2 separate regions of the Homo sapiens genome follow, and region 2 is linked to region 1. Evidence: chromatin loops called from intact Hi-C (ENCODE). Cell type or tissue: ascending aorta. All regions are shown on one strand. Each heading gives the region's core, and the rest is flanking DNA. Links, peaks and the distances in the headings are about the cores only. Region 1 overlaps MYO1B (myosin IB). Region 2 overlaps MYO1B (myosin IB).

The links. Hi-C counts contacts between places; a loop is a spot of excess contacts. Peaks named below come from ENCODE experiments on the same cell type or tissue, not always from the same donor. Only the 100,000 strongest peaks of a DNase experiment are listed, where the experiment ranks them.
Region 2: a loop joins it to region 1, with 2.1 times the contacts of the local background. A loop is called at or near these places in 2 of 110 quality-filtered maps.

What each region holds. Positions count from the first base shown.
Region 1 is chr2:191,364,378-191,372,712 of GRCh38, forward strand. MYO1B (myosin IB) reads left to right here. Exons shown (of 31, transcript NM_001130158.3): 12 at 5,165-5,251; 13 at 5,850-5,915. It also overlaps the pseudogene RNU6-1045P. Among named protein-coding and RNA genes, the nearest start is that of MYO1B-AS1, 120 kb to the left of the region's middle. In ascending aorta, for the core only: a CTCF peak has its summit at 4,851; DNase peaks (open chromatin) are centred at 1,864 and 2,154; H3K27ac peaks cover 4,380 bases.
Region 2 is chr2:191,261,920-191,270,254 of GRCh38, forward strand. The region is part of intron 1 of MYO1B (myosin IB); the gene reads left to right. Among named protein-coding and RNA genes, the nearest start is that of MYO1B-AS1, 20 kb to the left of the region's middle. In ascending aorta, for the core only: no CTCF peak of the experiment used is centred there; a DNase peak (open chromatin) is centred at 3,912; H3K4me3 peaks cover 2,324 bases; H3K27ac peaks cover 4,553 bases.

The DNA.
Region 1 (8,335 bases), core at 245-8,244:
CGTACTATGTTCTAGGCATTGGGAACAGAGCAGTAAACTAAACAGATAAGGATCCCTGCCCTCATGGAGCTTAAAATTCTGGTAGAGGGAATTAGATGATAATCAGTAGACATAAGAAACAAGTGCTGTAGCAAACTAGCCCGTGGTGTATGATCAGTGAACTGAGAGCAACAGTAGAGCAGAGTAGGGGAGCTCCCTGGGGCAGGGAAGGAGACTCAAGTGAGGTGGGAAATGACTGAAGGGTTTTGAGCAGAACAGTGGCATGACTGCCTTGTATTTCAAAGGGTCACTCTGGCTGTGATGTGGAGAGCAGAGGGTCAGGGAAAAAGGAGTGAAAGCGAGGGACCTTCGAGGAGATGTGCACTAACCCAGAGATGATGGTGGCTTGAACCAGGTAGTCGCAGTGGAGTCAGTGAGAAGTGGTCACATTGTGGATATTATTAGAGGGTAGAGGCTACAGGACTTGCTGGTGCTAGCTGGTTTAAGAGGAAGAGAACAATCAAGGGTGATTTAATGTTTTTGGCCCAAGCAACTGGAAACATGGAGTTGTCATTTACTGATTTGGAGAAGACAGTGGGAGAAGCCAAATTGGCCTCCCTGCCTTACTTCTTGAACCCCCTCTACCCTTGATATTGGGGCCAGTGAAGTCTTTAGTCTTTGTAAGACACAAATCTGAGCTGCTGCCTTCTCTCCTTTTGCTTCAAGTTAAGTGGGTGGGTGTTTGGATGGTTGCATGCCTGTATACGTGCATGTATACCCAGGCAGCTTCTGCAGCCCCTTTCACTAAAACCCTTTGTGCTATGGCTTACGCATTTTACCACCAGTCAATGACTCAGGCTAGAATTAAATTACTAACTTAGGACTTCCACTCAGGCCCCCACTTTGTCCAACTGTATTCTTGTTGTCTCATCCTCATAACTATCCATAAAGCCTCCATAAATGGTAGGGTGGAGCCAGGCTTGCCCTCTGTTGCTGAACCAGCCTTTCCTACTATAATCCAAGAATGCCTTTATGTCTTTAGCTTTCAACATTGATATCTTATTTTAGGTGAGTTATTTTGGCTGTGGCAAATACCATAACTTTATATATATGGAAATTTGGTTTGTAGCAATCGTTTCCTAGCTATAGCCATTGCCTGTCCTTCCTCCTAAATTACTGCTTTTGCTGTCATATCTGTCCAAGTCATCCTCACTAATTCACAGTCAGATACGAAGTAACTTACTTAATCAAGGAAATGCTGCTGAGAGCCTGTACAGCACAAGCCCACACATAGGCCCTGAGTTGGGAAGTAAGAGGTTAGGGAAGACCCCATGGAAACAATCAAAGGATTTAGATGTGTGAAGTATGGCTGAAAGGGCATATCAAAAAGAAAACATTGAGAAAAGCCAGATTTGGGGCACATATCAGAAGAAGGATTAATCAAGCTTGGCTATAGCTGTAGATATGTAAAGAGGATTCAGAGCAATATGGCTGGAAAGGTGAAGTCTGCAGTCAGAGTGGCAAATCTGCACCAGTAGTTCTTAAACTTGAACGTGCATCAAAATCACCTGGTGGACTGACTGACTAAACATGGTTTGCAGACCTCACCCCCAGTGTTTGATTCAGTGGGTCTGGGGTAGGACCGAGGAATTTGCATTTCTAATAAATTCAAAGGTGACACTGCTGCTGCTGCTGCTGGTCCAGGATCACATTTTGAGAGCCACCGAGTTTGGACATTTTCAATAGCCAGAGTGGGAATTGTTAAGTCTGTAAGGAAGCCATGAAAAAGCCTGTGTTGTTTAAGAAGACCCTTTAGGAATATGTATATTTTGGGTCTTTTTAAAATTGTGTGTTTTACTCTTGCTTTTTTAATCATCCTGTATGGGAACCAGGCCCAGGTGCCTCTGACTTTATAAGCTTATTTTAGTCACCTTACATCACTAAAGAAAACTTTCCACATTTTCTTAACCTTTGGCATAAAAGAATTTGGCTAGAGATCCTCAGCTATTCGGCTCCTTAGTCAACTGTTTTTTTTTTTATTTTTAATGTAGTACTCAGAGTATCTGGTTCTACTGATCTATTGCCTGGGAGGTTTTGATTGCTGTGAGAAGTGATTTGTTTTATTAGCCTTTCCACATAGCTTCAATTCCTGGGCCCCAGCATCATCTTTATTGCCCCATGCCTCCTTTTCCCAAGGCATTTAGACCTTTCTCTAGATAGGAGGACTAATACTGAAATAATAGAAACTCAAGACAAGAGTTTTTCAGCTTCTCCGACATACTCTCTCCTTGGCTTCTGATGTCCTCTGAAATCTGATCCCACACAGCTTACCTCAGTTTATTCCTTGCTAGTTCTCTGTTACCTGCTGCCTCTGCTCCGACCTGCCTATCACCCCCCATGTCATGCTCATTCTTTCTGCCCATCTAAATGCTCTACCTGATTGTGCCCTATCCTAGGAGACTTCTTTGATCAAATAGGCCTCCTGAGACACCCCGCACCCCCATCAGAACCTGTTTTTTTTGCAGTTTGGCACCTGTCCTCTGCTTGTTTCCTCTGTGTTAGTTTGATCTCCTTAGCTCCACTCTAAGCTCCTGGAGGGCAGGCCCCATGTCTGTGCATCTCTGAGTCTCCACCTTGCTTTGTCACTTGCCGTCCTAGACCATGCCTGTTACTGGCCATGTCTGCAGCACATTCCACCTGGGCTTTTCCTCTCTGAGTTTCATGCAGCTGCAGAAGTGCATGGTCTTTTCATAGTGTGCTTTGAAACTGAGATGGTGAATTAGTGCACTTTGAGTCTTCCCTCGTTTCTACACCCCATATTAGTGGTCCTTAAGTGGGAATAGACATTCCTTCCCTTACTGCTTTATAGGATAATGTTGTGGAGATTTGGTGGCATGAATCAGGCTCAGGAAGTCAGGGGTGGCACATTGGCAGCCAGGTGGCAAATTGGCAGCTCCTAGGGCCAGGTAAAGCTCAATATTTTTAGTTGACTAAAGGGTAGTATTTTCTTTGGTTTTGTTTGTTTGCTCTTTAAGTTTTGAATTTGAGTGCCTTTAGCCTGGAATGCATCCTCTAACCCCAATAGAGAGAGCCATCATTTCCTGTTCATTTCTATCACACAGTCCCTGGAAACATTTGAGTTTGAGACCCCTGGAATAAATATTGTTGAAGAAACCAAAGAAGATTAATATTGGCTGTGAATACACTTTAAAAAATATAAAGCAATTTATCAGAATAAATTGTCACTATTAGTTCAGTTGTTTATTGAAATAGTGGCTTGTTGAAAGTAGATAGCATGTAACTAAAAAAGCTGGACGACATTAAGATGAAAAAGGGCTCATTTACAAAAACATGGTGTTTTGAAATTATGTGGTGTTTTGAGATAACTTGAATTTATAAGAAGAAAAAGGAAAGGATTTGGAAATTATATAGCCTCATGAGGTAGTAGTAGACGAAAAGGATACTTCAGAAATCAATATAAGTACATCTATAGACTAACTGTGTGCTAGGCATTATTCTAAGCACTTAAATTACCTATTTTAAGAAAGCAAAAACTAGAAGAAAGGGTATTGGGGAAAGATGCATCTAAATTATATTTTGATTTCTCTGTTTTAGCATTTGACATGCATTTTCTACTATGGAAGCATTCCCTCCCTTGTTTGTTTATTTGTTTGTTGCCAACTCTTAGGTATATTCTCTAACCCTAATTGGAGTAGGGAGGGAGGTTTGGGATTAGCATGGAAATGTCAGATGAAGGGAAAAGGTGTTATCTTCAGCTGTGTTATGTTGCCAGGGAAGTGAATCTGTTATTAAAGTTGTTACATTTTATTTAGGAAGAAATGTAGAGAAAGTATTCCCACATAATCTAACAAGTTGTGCTCTTTGTAAAATAAAAATGTACTGGTTAATTTTAACAGTAATACCCCAATTTTTACTTAGAAGCAGCAAAATACACACATACGGCCAGCATGTTGAAAATAGCAACAAAACCTCAAGCTTTTTCTCTCCCAAGGCCAGTTCCTTGTTAGGCTGCTGACACCCAACCTCCAGGCCTCCCCAGGATGCTGGTATTAAACATCTCATTAGTACTTACTTACTGTATGCTCTGGGCACTCGGTGCATTTAAGGGTGTTTAGATTCTTCTGTCCAAACCTGACTTTCTTCGGCCTTTGGATTCTAAGAGTCATAGAGATGCATATGTCTTCTGCCTCTTTGTCAAGTAGTTCTGAATAACTTTAAAAGTAGATAAGCACGTAAGAAGGGGTTTATGTTCATTCTATAACTTAAAAGAACTCATTGTGGAAGTTTTTTTAAATACTCAAGTGATTAGTGTGGCCAGGCATGGTGGCTCATGCCTCTCTAATCCCAGCACTTTGGGAGGCTGAGGTGGGTGGATCACCTGAGGCCAGGAGTTTGAGACCAGTCTGGCTAACAAGGCAAAACCCTGTCTGTACAAAAAATACAAAAATTAGCCACGCGTGGTGGCACACACGTGTAGTCCCAGTCACTCGGGAGGCTGAGGCACGAAAATCCCTTGAACCCAAGAGGCAGAGGTTGCAGTGAGCTGAGATTGTGCTACTGCACTCCAGCCTGGGCAACAGAGTGAGATTCTGTCTCCAAAAAAATTTAAAAATAAAAAAAGATTGAGTGAAGAAAAAAAATTTGCAGATTCCATCAGTCAAAGCCATTTTCATATATCTCCTTTGAATTTCCATTTCTGTGTATAAGGGTTTTAAAAAATAGTTATCATATTAAGTAGACAGTTGTTTAATTTTCACATTACGCGAGCATTTCCATTTCATTACCTGATTTTCATAACCATCACTCTCTGATGACTATGTAACATTACTCTCAGTGCATGTTTCTCTTACTACCCCCTATTGTTGGATGTCTAAATTGCGTCTGATTTTTCTCTGTTCCATAAAATTGAAATAAATATCTTTGTGGTGAAAGTTTTTGCAGTATTTAAAATTAGTTTCCTGGTTTGTGAAAAAGTGTAACTGTGTATAAACAATTTGCCTAATTCTCTTAAAGGTTTGATTGTTTATGATACAAGAAAACTGGTTCTGCAAAGATGTGAAATAAAAGAGCTTCAAATATTTTTTAAAAGTATCTTTATGATTTTATTAAAAGTAAGCATTGTGGAATTGTGGGTGTTAAGTTTTGTTTGTTTGTTTTTTAATAGGCTTATTATGCCCGTGATGCTCTGGCTAAAAACCTCTACAGCAGGTTGTTTTCATGGTTGGTAAATCGAATCAATGAAAGCATTAAGGTACTGAATTTCTATGAGCAAAATCAGTTGTAATAAATGGTATTCACAGTATAAACATTAAGTTGAAGAAAGTTTAAATTTATAATCAAATAATTGATTGCCACTTACAAAGATTATTCCTTAAAAAGAGTGTACCATGTATAAGATTGAAATTTGTCAGGGATTTTGTTTATTTTGTTTTGCCATGTGTGTTGCTTCTGACTGGTGAATAGTCTGATGGTCTTTGTGGAGTTACTCTGGGAGTCGGCGTCCCAGGTTTTGGCCTGGCTCACCTGGTAACTAGTGGTACACACTTTGCTGAAAAGGTCACTTTACTTCACTAGGTCATGATCTAATCATTACTAAAATGAGAGTGTTGGACTAGGTGATTTTGAAAGGCACCACTAATGCCTTCTTTAAATATATCACCTATTATTAAAATTTCTAAAAGAGTTCTATACCAATGCCTCATCTCATACATTTTTTAAAAAACAACTAAATTAGTTATTTTCTTACTTAAGAAACATAATTAATTTGTAATATATATCTATGTTCCTTGGATGCTTGTAGTGTTATATTTCATGCCTTAATTAACCCTTTAATTTGAAACTTTTTAAAGGCACAAACAAAAGTGAGAAAGAAGGTCATGGGTGTTCTGGACATTTATGGCTTTGAGATTTTCGAGGTAAGATTTAAAATTTTTTTTGTATTGTCTTTAGTAGAGTGGAATGGTTGGAAATTAAATCCTGTATTATGTAGACATTATAAGTAACTGTAACTTTGAATCTACAAATAATCCTTGTGTAGATGTAACACACTATCACTTTGAATCTGCCAACAAATCTTTGTGTAGATGTAACAAAATTTGGTTGTGTATTCCTGCATGTGTGCCTGAGTGTGTGTGTGTGTGTGTGTGTGTGGTGTGCGTATGCTGAGAGCCAGCATTTTGGAGACAGTACTGCTTAAAAAGAACTCGTATTAGTACCTGACTTTTGAAATTGCGTATTTAAATTTCTAACCGTGAGGCTTCCAACAAGCTACAATGAGTATGTCTGTGGCCATTTGTGTGTTGTTAGAAAGTGTGGCAGGTTGGTGCCATAAAGAAAGCCACAGGAGGGCTGGACATAGGTTCTGGCCTTGCCAGGGCTGGTCATTTCATCTGTGAGACTCAGAGAAAGAGGATTTGGATTAGGTGATGTGTTGAGTCTCATTACTGTGATCTTATGATAATGAATTCTGCTGCAGAGGTTGAAATAATTTCTGCTGAAGCTCATGGTGAATTTTTTAAAATGATTCTATGCTTGTTACAGATTAAATATTTAAACCATTTGTGCTTGGTTAAGCAACACATATACCTAAAATTAGAATGATATAGAGAAGATGAGCATGGCCCCTGAAAAAAGTGATTTGGAAAATAAACATTATCTACTTATGTTAGAATTTCCTTTTTGCCCCCTTGCTAACTTTGACATTTAGAAGGAGTTTTAAGGATCTATTAAAACATTTATTCTCACTTTTAGGAGTGGTATTTTAGTTTGGTTCACGGAAATAAGAAGTAGATCGGGCTCCTCCTTTCTTAATTCTCCTCCACAAGTAAGATTTGTGAATTTCTTTAAGGAACCAGGCTCTGCCCAGAATGTTCCCAAAGAATTTACATGTTCTAAAAAATTAGGGTCACAGAATCTCAGAAAAAAAACATCAGATCATTCCTTTCACCTAAACCAGACCTTGCTAGCACATGCCTTTTTCTTAGTATGTTTTCCCTCAATCATATTCTATATTTAATAGCTAATGGTAAGTACTAATTGAGGGCCGACTGTATGTAAGCACTGTGGTAAGTGGTGTGTGTATGGTCTGATTTACTTTTCAAAACAGCCTCATGAAGTAGCTGTTATTATTATGAATTCCATTTTACAGATGAGAAAGTAAAGCTCCTCAGGTCAACTAACTCCCCAGGGTTATACAGCTACTTAGCGGCAGACTCAGGACCTAAACTCCAGGCCCTTTTAATATTTTCATTTATTGCTTTTCTTTCTTACTAAGATTGAGACCAGGGGCACTTCCTCACCTTTCTTCCCAAAGTAACAGGTTCCCCAGTATCTGGAAGTAAGAAAAAAATAAATGTGGTAAGTCTCTGACTCCCCTGTTTCTCCACCCTTGTCATTACTCCAAGCTCCTGGCCAGCATTGGGTGCTTCGTAGATGGAAGTGTGTGTGCTGGTGGCTTCCCCATGGGGTCCCCAGAACAGAGGTCTTCAACACAGCATCTGCTTGTATTGCTGCCCATTTAGCAGAATCTACAAAGGAAAGCTACCAATTTCTTGGTAGAAAGGGAAGAATTTGAGGTTTCTGAGTTAGGAGAAATGCTTGAGTACACACAGAAATCACTGCCGAAATTAATTTCTTTCTAGCAAGACCTCAAGTTACTATCACTAAATGGGCAGAATGCCAAAGTCATTCTTTACAGTTGGCAGGGAAAAAGACTTACTACCTAGCACATTGCTGTGCTAATCTAGATTTAAATGGTTTCATGAGCAGGGGAGATGGGTAAGCAGAGATTTCACTAGAAAGTTAGATTAAGAAGATACATTCAATGACATTTCCAAAGTCAAAGAAACTGATTTTGTTTTAATTTTGCTAGAAAAGGATTATTGATCTTAAGCCAGTGGGCAATGGCTTAATATCATATCACAACACATGGAAAGTTTAAAAAATAGGATAATGAGGTTATGATGGGATATCTAGTTAACTTTGACTTCCAGTAGGTCCTAAGATCTAATTAGCCATGGGAAAAGAAACACTTATAACACTCAAAGGAAACTGAGTTATAACTCATAAACAATTCGAGTCATTTCTCAAGTGTTTATTGAGTTACCAGATACCAGTAGTAAACATAACTGAGATATTCCTTGTCTGCATGGAGCTTAGAGTCTTAGCCCTAAGATTGAGAGTCTGTGGCTGCCAGAGGATGTATCCTATCAGGTAGGAAAGTCTAATCAGGAAACTATATTACGTTTTAAAAGTTTGTTTGCTACAGACCTAATCAGAACAGAAGTCAGATGTTCCTGTGTAAACATCCTTTAACTTGATGCTGGGTGAAATACCC
Region 2 (8,335 bases), core at 81-8,080, 100 kb before region 1:
ATGTATCATTTTTTATGACTTCCAAATTTAACTGACTTAAAAAAAAATAAGCCAAATTGTCAATCCTTATGCATTTGGATAAGAGAACCTCTACTTTAGTCTTAAACGCTCCTGTCTCTCTTCCACCTCTGTCAAATTAGTTTCCCACCTTTTATGATAGACTCATCTGTGATTTCCCTTGGCACATCTCCTTTTCATTTCCATTAGCATTATCCTAATTCTTGTTCCTCAACTACTAGATTGGGGCCCCAGATGAATTCCTTGATATACTGTCTTGTATAGGGCCTGTATGCAGTGAGAAAAAGGCACTCTTTGGGGCAGACACAATCCCACAGGAGCTCAACTTTATTTTAGTCACCTTATTCTGCCGCCCCCCCTCCTCCCCAGCTGGCCCACTTTTATGCAGTACACAAACTGAACAACTGCACAGAGCAGTCCTCCTCCCTGCATTTAGTCGCTTTGCCAACAAATTCAGACTGCCCATCCTCTGCTTAAGCCTCCTTTAAATTTGTTGTCTCTATTGTGCTCAAAATCATTTTGGTGGCTCCCTGTCATCTGTATGTAGTGGCTGACCTCAGTTTTATCTTCCATGGGACCATCACCAGTGACTCTGAGCCTTAGTTGTTGCCATCTTGATGTGTGACATAAGTAATGACTGTAGCACAGATGCGCTGGTTAGGCTATGTAATGCTTCTCTCTCCCCGCCCACCCATTCCCACCACTCTAACACCTGTGAGCTCCTTAGGTCTGACTCCTAGTCTAGCCTTGGCTTACCTTTCATCCCAGCTTCATTGTTCATCAGGCTCCTATACCGGCCGTCCTCTGCTACCATTCTGCCAGGTCACCGTCTTCTGAATATGTTTTTTATTCTTGCTTTAAACTTCTTTTCTGCTTAATCACATCCAACTCACCTTTCATGGTCGAGTTTCACCTCTTCAGCTATCCTTCTGTGATTCTCCTGCTGTATGATAGTAGCTGTACCTCTAAACAGAAATGTTCATCTCTATATTCCTCCTTTTGAGGTGAATCGCCTGCCCTATATGAACATATTATACTGGTTATCTTACTCTTAAGTATTCTTTCCTCAGTTAGATTGCACATGCATGAGAAGCAGTAGATGTGTCTCTCATTCTTTCTTCTTTCATTGCCTGCTAAGTACTGTTTGTATACCAGTAGCATGGGTCAGAGTGGGAGGTTGTCAACAGAAGAGTCCAGCATGTATCCATGATGGACTCTCGATCAACTTTATATGATTAACTCATATAAAACAGCCCTGTATGGAAGCTGAGGCTGCCTCTTCCTAGCCACAGGATATTGACCTACTTTCCCCTTCTTATCTGCTTGCAAAATATTTGTTGTACTTAGTGTGTTCTCCCTGTCACAACGAATGTTTGTCTCTCTCTTTCATATGAACTGAAGGCTAAAGTGCTAGTTAAATCAGTGGAAAAAGCAATGGAGAAGAAAAGTTGGTAAGCAGTTTTAATTTCTAAACCAGAGGGGCCTTATAATTTTGTCATTTAAAAAGAACTCTAGTTTTTCTACCCACCTATTGAGAGACAGACGTAAGGGTAGAAATGTAAATTTTAAGTTTTGATGATTTATAATATAATAATGTATTTTGAAAGCCCCTTTTTTGATAAACTACTTGTAGAAGGAAGTTAACTTTTCTTAATCGGGTTTCTACAAGGTAGTTCACTATTGTATGTTTTATTTCTTACCAAAACTTTTCTTGGGAAAATTTGTTTTATTGCTCCATACGTGGTCAAGGTAATTAACTTTAAAAATGGATTTTCCTATAGCTTTACAGGTTATTAACATGTGCTGTATTCAAGGAGAAAAAACTGTGTGTGGGGGTGTTGTCAGTATGTCTCCTTATATAAATATATGAAGTAACTGCTGTATCCTGTAGAATATTTGGAAATTAGCAGAACTATTCAAATTTAGTTAACATTTATAAATGTGAATTTTATAAACAAAAATTTCAGTAAACATTTTATTTGTGACTTAAAAATGATTAGTTATGGCATGTCTTATAGGTTGATTTGTTTGTAGTGTCTTTTGTTCTTCATAAATACTTCAGAATGTATTTAAGGATATGTAAGAATTATGGTGCCTTTGATTTTAAAAGGAATGCTTCCAACATTAGAAAAACCAGAAATTGACCTAGAAAATGTTTCCAAATTCTAATATAATTGTTGATTTTAATCAGTGTAGGTGAAATAACCCACTGCAGCAGTTTAGCTATTTTCTTTAAAAATTATTTCTCAATTTACATTATCAGTGTCTTTTTTGGAACATCTTAGCTATTTTTGTTTGATCAATTCTCAACTAATAAACATTCATGAAATCCTAATGTAAATGTATAAATATCTCTGCCTTTGTTTACATAGTTTATTGGACTTTATTTTAGTGGATTACTGCTTGAGGAAGCTTCTGAATTTTTATTATTCTAAAAAACTTTTTTAAACCTTGAGTATGAAGGCATTACCAAAGCTTCACTGTTGAGTGATGCATATTTTTTCCCCTCCTTTACATGTAGATTACTTAATTTGTAATCTTTAGACTTTTTTTTTTTTGCTTTCCTAACTAGGTGAATTTTTAAAAGTAGCCAGTTCCATTTTGTAGCTAACCATGTATTGTAAACACACAGAAAACATGCTCAAATGTGCCTTGATGGCCTAACTTACCTGGTTATTCTGTGCATCTTTCTGTGCTGTGTATGGTTGCACTCTTAATATATTTTATTTTGGTTATGAGATCAGAATAAAGAGAGCTGCTTTCCTTTGCCTCTGAGTAATGTCACTGAGAGAGATTCTTGTGGTCTGGCATTTGCTGGCTTTTTGGTTTTTAACATTCTCTATAACCAGATCTAGGATGCATGCTCATCCCAGAATGAGCAAACTCAGTCTTTCCAGAGTTGAGCCTTGTTTTTTTTTGTTGAATCAACAGCGTTGGAAGCTGGGACAAGATCCTAGGAGATGATGTGTTATACGCTTTGTGAGGAAACTGAGGCTTGAAGGTGGCAGTGTGCCCAGTGTCTCACTGTGAGCTAGCTGCAGAGCTGGGCCTGCAACTTGGATCTTGTGGATGTTTTTTCCAGAACCACTGCAGTAGTCGTTGTAACCTATGATCTGTTGCAGAATGCCAAAGCTGTTGTTTTCTGGAGGGATAATTTTCTTCCTTAACCTACAAACAAGAATAGTGCACTAAATTCAGTACATTTCTCTCCATTGTCACTAAAAGAGCCTGAACGATGGGAAGGCCCCTGTTTTTTTTTTTTTTTTTTTAAAGAAGGCCATTCTGCCATAGTGTATCCCAGGCTGTTTTATGTGAGTGTCTTTGTTCAGAACCAATCCGGAGTGGCCTCCAAAACTAATGGGTAGAGGAAACCCTATGTGAGTGCCTACCAGGTGCAAATCACTGTATTTTTAATTATAATGAAGGTGTACCTTGAGTGATTGCATGATCCGATCAGGCATAAAGAGAACAGAGGAATGAATCTACAAGTGGTGTAAGACTTTGTTGAGGATCTTAGCACATGGAATGAGATTGAGACCCTCTGATTAATAAGCTGATTCATTTGGAAGGGAAGTTGGTTTTCCTCTGGTGGCTATATTCAATTCAGTAATCACCAGTCTTTCTTGGCGTCTGTGCACCCACCAGGAACAAATCAGAGTCGGGTGTGCCAGTTATATTTGAACAGTTTTACGTTCACTTAGGGGTTCCGGGGTCTCAGGTTTGCCAATCTAAACACATTGACTTCTTGGAATTTTTAAAATCTGCCTCGAAGGAACGCATTGAAAAGTCCGTGCGTTATAATTAGCATGTTCCCCTGTACAGCTGAGTTTGTGTTTCTGGATGTAACAGCGGTTTATAGTTTTTGGCTGCCTCGTCCCTCAGGAATTTGTAGCCTTTTTTCAGACGTTAGCTCATTAATTCTCCAGTCATTGTGAGCTGTATAGCATGACGACCGGTTCCCCTACAGCTGGGCTGCATGCTGCCCATTCTGGACCTTCTAGGGTTGTGGCAGGTGGGGGGTCCATGTTGAGGGGGTGGAGAGGGAGGCAGGGCATGACTTTCAGACCCAGCCTTGGAGTGGGGTGTGTGCTCTCTGAAGTTGACCTGCCCTTTGGCAGCCATTCCTGCCATGACTCTGTAGAGCTTCCTCCGGGAAATGACTGTAGGGACAGTGGTGTTGGCTGCATTTCCTCCTTAGGGTGTTAAACCTCATGTAAGATCAACTGCAAATGAGGTAACTCACTAGGTTAGTTACCTGGACACACCTGCTAGGAGACAGGACAGAAGAGTAGGTAAGCTCTTCAGGGTGAGAAGAAGAAAGGGGCATTGGAGAGGGAGAAATTCATCTAATGAGTTTGCTCTCTCAGTCAGGCTACATAACAGCCCTGTGGAATAGATATTGTCATCCCTGAGTTTTTAGATTAGAAATTTGAATTCCAGAGATGAATTCCTTTGGATTCCAGCCTGGGTCTGTGGCTCCACAGCCTGTGCCGTACCACAATGGGGTGGATCGAAAGGATCCTTGGTGGTAAACTATTGCTGCAAGCCTTCTGTAATATAGAAGCAAAAACTCTTTGAAAAATGGTGCAGTGTTGTGAAGAGCTTGGTGATTTAGGAATTAGACTGAAGGGTATATGTAATAGAATAGGTGTGAAAGACCATTTTCAGACCCGTCAGAAAAGCTTCATCCTCGCCCTGGCTCTTCTAGAAACCAGCTGGCTCCACCGCCTTCTTTTTTAAAGGAAGGTTTTGCCTGGGATTCTAAGGTCTCTCTCCTTGCTCTTTAATTATAAACAAAGGCACTTAGAAATTTTGCCCTTACGTCACAAGTGAGAGTTGGTAACTGGTAATCCAAAACCTTCCATGTTGTTATAGCAGCCGCTGTTATTTTTGACTCAATTTCTTCTAATTAGTCTAGATGGTATATTTTGTCATTCTCACTTTACACAGTTGGGAAAAAACTTTTTTCCCTCTCGTCAGTTTGCAAATTGTAAGGTTCTAGATGCTGTCTTTCAGTCCTTAATCACTGGCCTGTGCCTGGGATTGAGGGTGGTTGATTAAGGGTATCTCCTTGTTGATGACTTTTATTGATGTAAGGCCAGCTTTTCTATACTCAGACAGAAACAGACCTTGATCTTGGTGGTGCCTGTCCCTCTCTGCCTATGCAGAGACAAAACCTAGGGTGTTAACCCTTAGATAACCAGAATGTTGAATTAATAGCCCCTCCCACTCACAGCTTTTTAAGGTTGGAGTCAGGTATGGCAAATGGGCTTCCATTTGCTTTTATCCATTTGTTTGTTTTCACTTCCTGTTTAAATCTATTGGATTTCTTCATTGCCTGGTAATTTCATGTCCTTTGTATTAGCCAGAATTTGAACACAAGTCAACAACATACTATATGGAAATTGCCCAGTAGTTGTGCCTATTTCTTCCATAATCCAAGATTTTAACAAAAGCCCTCCTACTAGCATTCCATTAGACATTTTCAGCAGAAAGCTTTAGAGAAAATGAGGTGAGGGGTTTCTCAATATATAGTTGGCTTTCACAGTGAATTTAAGGATTGGAAAATGAGAGAATTATAATTGGTGAGGTAAATGCCATGAATAGACACACCTTATATAAATATCTTTAAGCAAGTGTGTAGGTAGGAATGAAAATCAGCCATCACCTAAGTCTTTCCACAAATGCATGTCGGGGCACTCACTTTCTCCAATGCTTTAGGGAGCCCTGCAGGGCACCCCGTGTGGTTCTGTGTGGCCCACCAGCCCCATCACCTTTGAGAATAATGCTGCTTGAGTAAATTGTCCTATAGAATCCAGTTTTCACCCAGTTTGCGTTTTTGGTTGGTAAATACTAAGGAAGTGTCTTGTCCTTTGGTTTCTAACTTTAATCCTTCATGAGGACATTCCTGGTGTGTCATCGAGGCTCTCTGATGGTCCTTTGCCAGTTATGACCTGGAGTGGAAGGGTAGCGATGATGGAAACCGTCCTGGACAGAAGAATGGGCTGTGCCTGTCTAATATGCATTTATTTATTCATTTTCTTTCTACACACCAGAGCCCTGTGTGTCAGCCACGCTGTTAGGCATGGGGCTTGTGCACATTGAGAACTTAAACCTCCCTTCTCCAGGGGAAGAGCAGACAAACAAACTCACAATTGTGAGGGAAGGGAAGTATTTTGGCATATTGGTCTGATTGAGCTGCTGTAACAAGATACCATGGACCGGGTGGCTTAAAGAACAGACATTTATTTCTCACAGTTCTGGAGGCTGCGGAGTGGGAGATCAAGTTGTTGGTAGATTCAGTTTCTGGTGAGGGTCCTCTTCCTGGCTTGCAGATGGCTGCCTTTTTGATGTGTCTTCACACTACAGAGAAAGAGCGAACCCTGGTTTCTTTTTTTCTTATAAGGACACCAATCTCTTCATGGGGGCCTCACCCTCCTGACTGCATCTAAACCAAATTACTTTCCAAAGGACCCACCTCCAAATATCATCATACTGGGGGCTAGGGCTTCAACATAATAGATTTTGGGAGGACGCAAGCATTCAGTCCGTAAGATTTGGCTTGCTCACAGCATGTCTCCTATGAGGAATGGTTATTGACACTGGTTTAAGTTGGGGGGTATTTATGTCTGACAAGAGGCTCAGTGGAACCTCTCGAGGGCCTACAGCTAGAACCACTCTGGGCAGCAAAGGCAGCTGTTCTGTCTGCCTGCCATGGTCTGTCACCATGCTTCATTCTTCTCTTCAGATAGGCTTCCTCTGGAGGAGTCTGGGAAGGTTCACCCGCATGATAGCTGTTCCCTGGATCTCTATGAGCTCCATGCTCTGCTGCCCACAGCCACCTGACTGTGGTGTCTGTGTCCTGCTGGCAGATCTTTGGAAGCTTTGTTTGGGCTGGTGTATACCCACCACTCAGTTAGCTGTGGTCTGGCTGAAGGTGCTGTGGCAGGCCTTGGCATCTTTGTGTGTGTGTAAGTGGGGACTGTGCAGGGGAGAGATTGGACTAAGGAGAAAGGCTGTGGAATCATGTGTTCTCTGCTAAGGAATTTCTTTTTTAACTTGGTAAAATATACATAACATAAAATCTACCATTTTAACCTTTTTTAAGTGTACAGTTTAGTCACATTAAGTGCACTCCCACTGCTGTGCCGCCATCACCACTATCTCTAGAGATTTTTCATTATCCCAAACTAAAACTGTAGCCGTTAAATAGCACCTCCTCATTACTCTCTCCTCCCAGCCCCTGGTAACCACCATTCTTTTTGTCTCTATGAATTTGACTTTTCTGTGTACCTTATATAAGTGGGATCGTATATTTCTACTCTTGGGACTGGCTTATTTCACATAACTTAGTGCCCTCAAGGTTCGTTGATGTAGCATGTATCAGGATTTCCTTCCTTTTTAAGGCTGAGTAATGTTCCATTTTGTGTATGTACCATATTTTGTTTATCCATTCATCCATTGATGGACACTTGGGTTACTTATACCCTTTGGCTGTTGTGAATGATGCTGCTATGAACATGGGTGTACCAACATCTGTTTGAGTGCCTTCTTTCACTTCTTTTAGGTATATACCCAGAGGTGGAATTTCTCGGTTACGTAGGGAGTCTGTGTTTAATTTGTTGGAGGCTCTGCTAAAGAATCATAATGCTGGCTGAAAGGCACTGGAGAGTTATTGAAGGGTTTGAAGCAGGTTATGCCTAATCAGATTGTGATTTGAAAAAGTAACTTGGGTGGTGTGGGCTGGGGAAAAGGAAAGGGCTGGCAAGGCTGTGGTGGCGAGACAAGGCAGAGAGACCCCTTAGAAAGCTCTTGAGGGGAAGGGATAGAAGTGAGCTTAATCAAGGTGATACAGTCAGTGAGACAGATTGGATATGTGGGAAGGAAGGAAGAGACAGGGAGAAGCCAAGGATGAGAACCTGGATGGATCAATTGTTATTTTGTGGAATTTAGAGGGAGTAAGATTTTTCTTGTTTTGTTTTTTATATTTTGGTGTGGGATGATTGATACAAATTTTGGAAATGTGTTGAGCTGTTAGACACAGCCAAGTGGTAGAGATGATTGGTAGGCAGGCTGTCGATAATATGGGTTGCTAATTTGGGGTAAAGGAGAAGGTAAGAATAAAGGAGCAGATGGCCATGCAATTTGGCTGAATTTAAAAGTGGTGGGGGCATTATGGATGCAGCGCCACAATTTCAGCTCCTGAGGAATGATGTCACATTCCTACCTTGAGACAACATATCAAAATTTACAAAACAAGGAAAGGTGGCCAATTCATTGGTTGTAAAAAGGAGCTTTCAAAAGGATTCTAATAAGT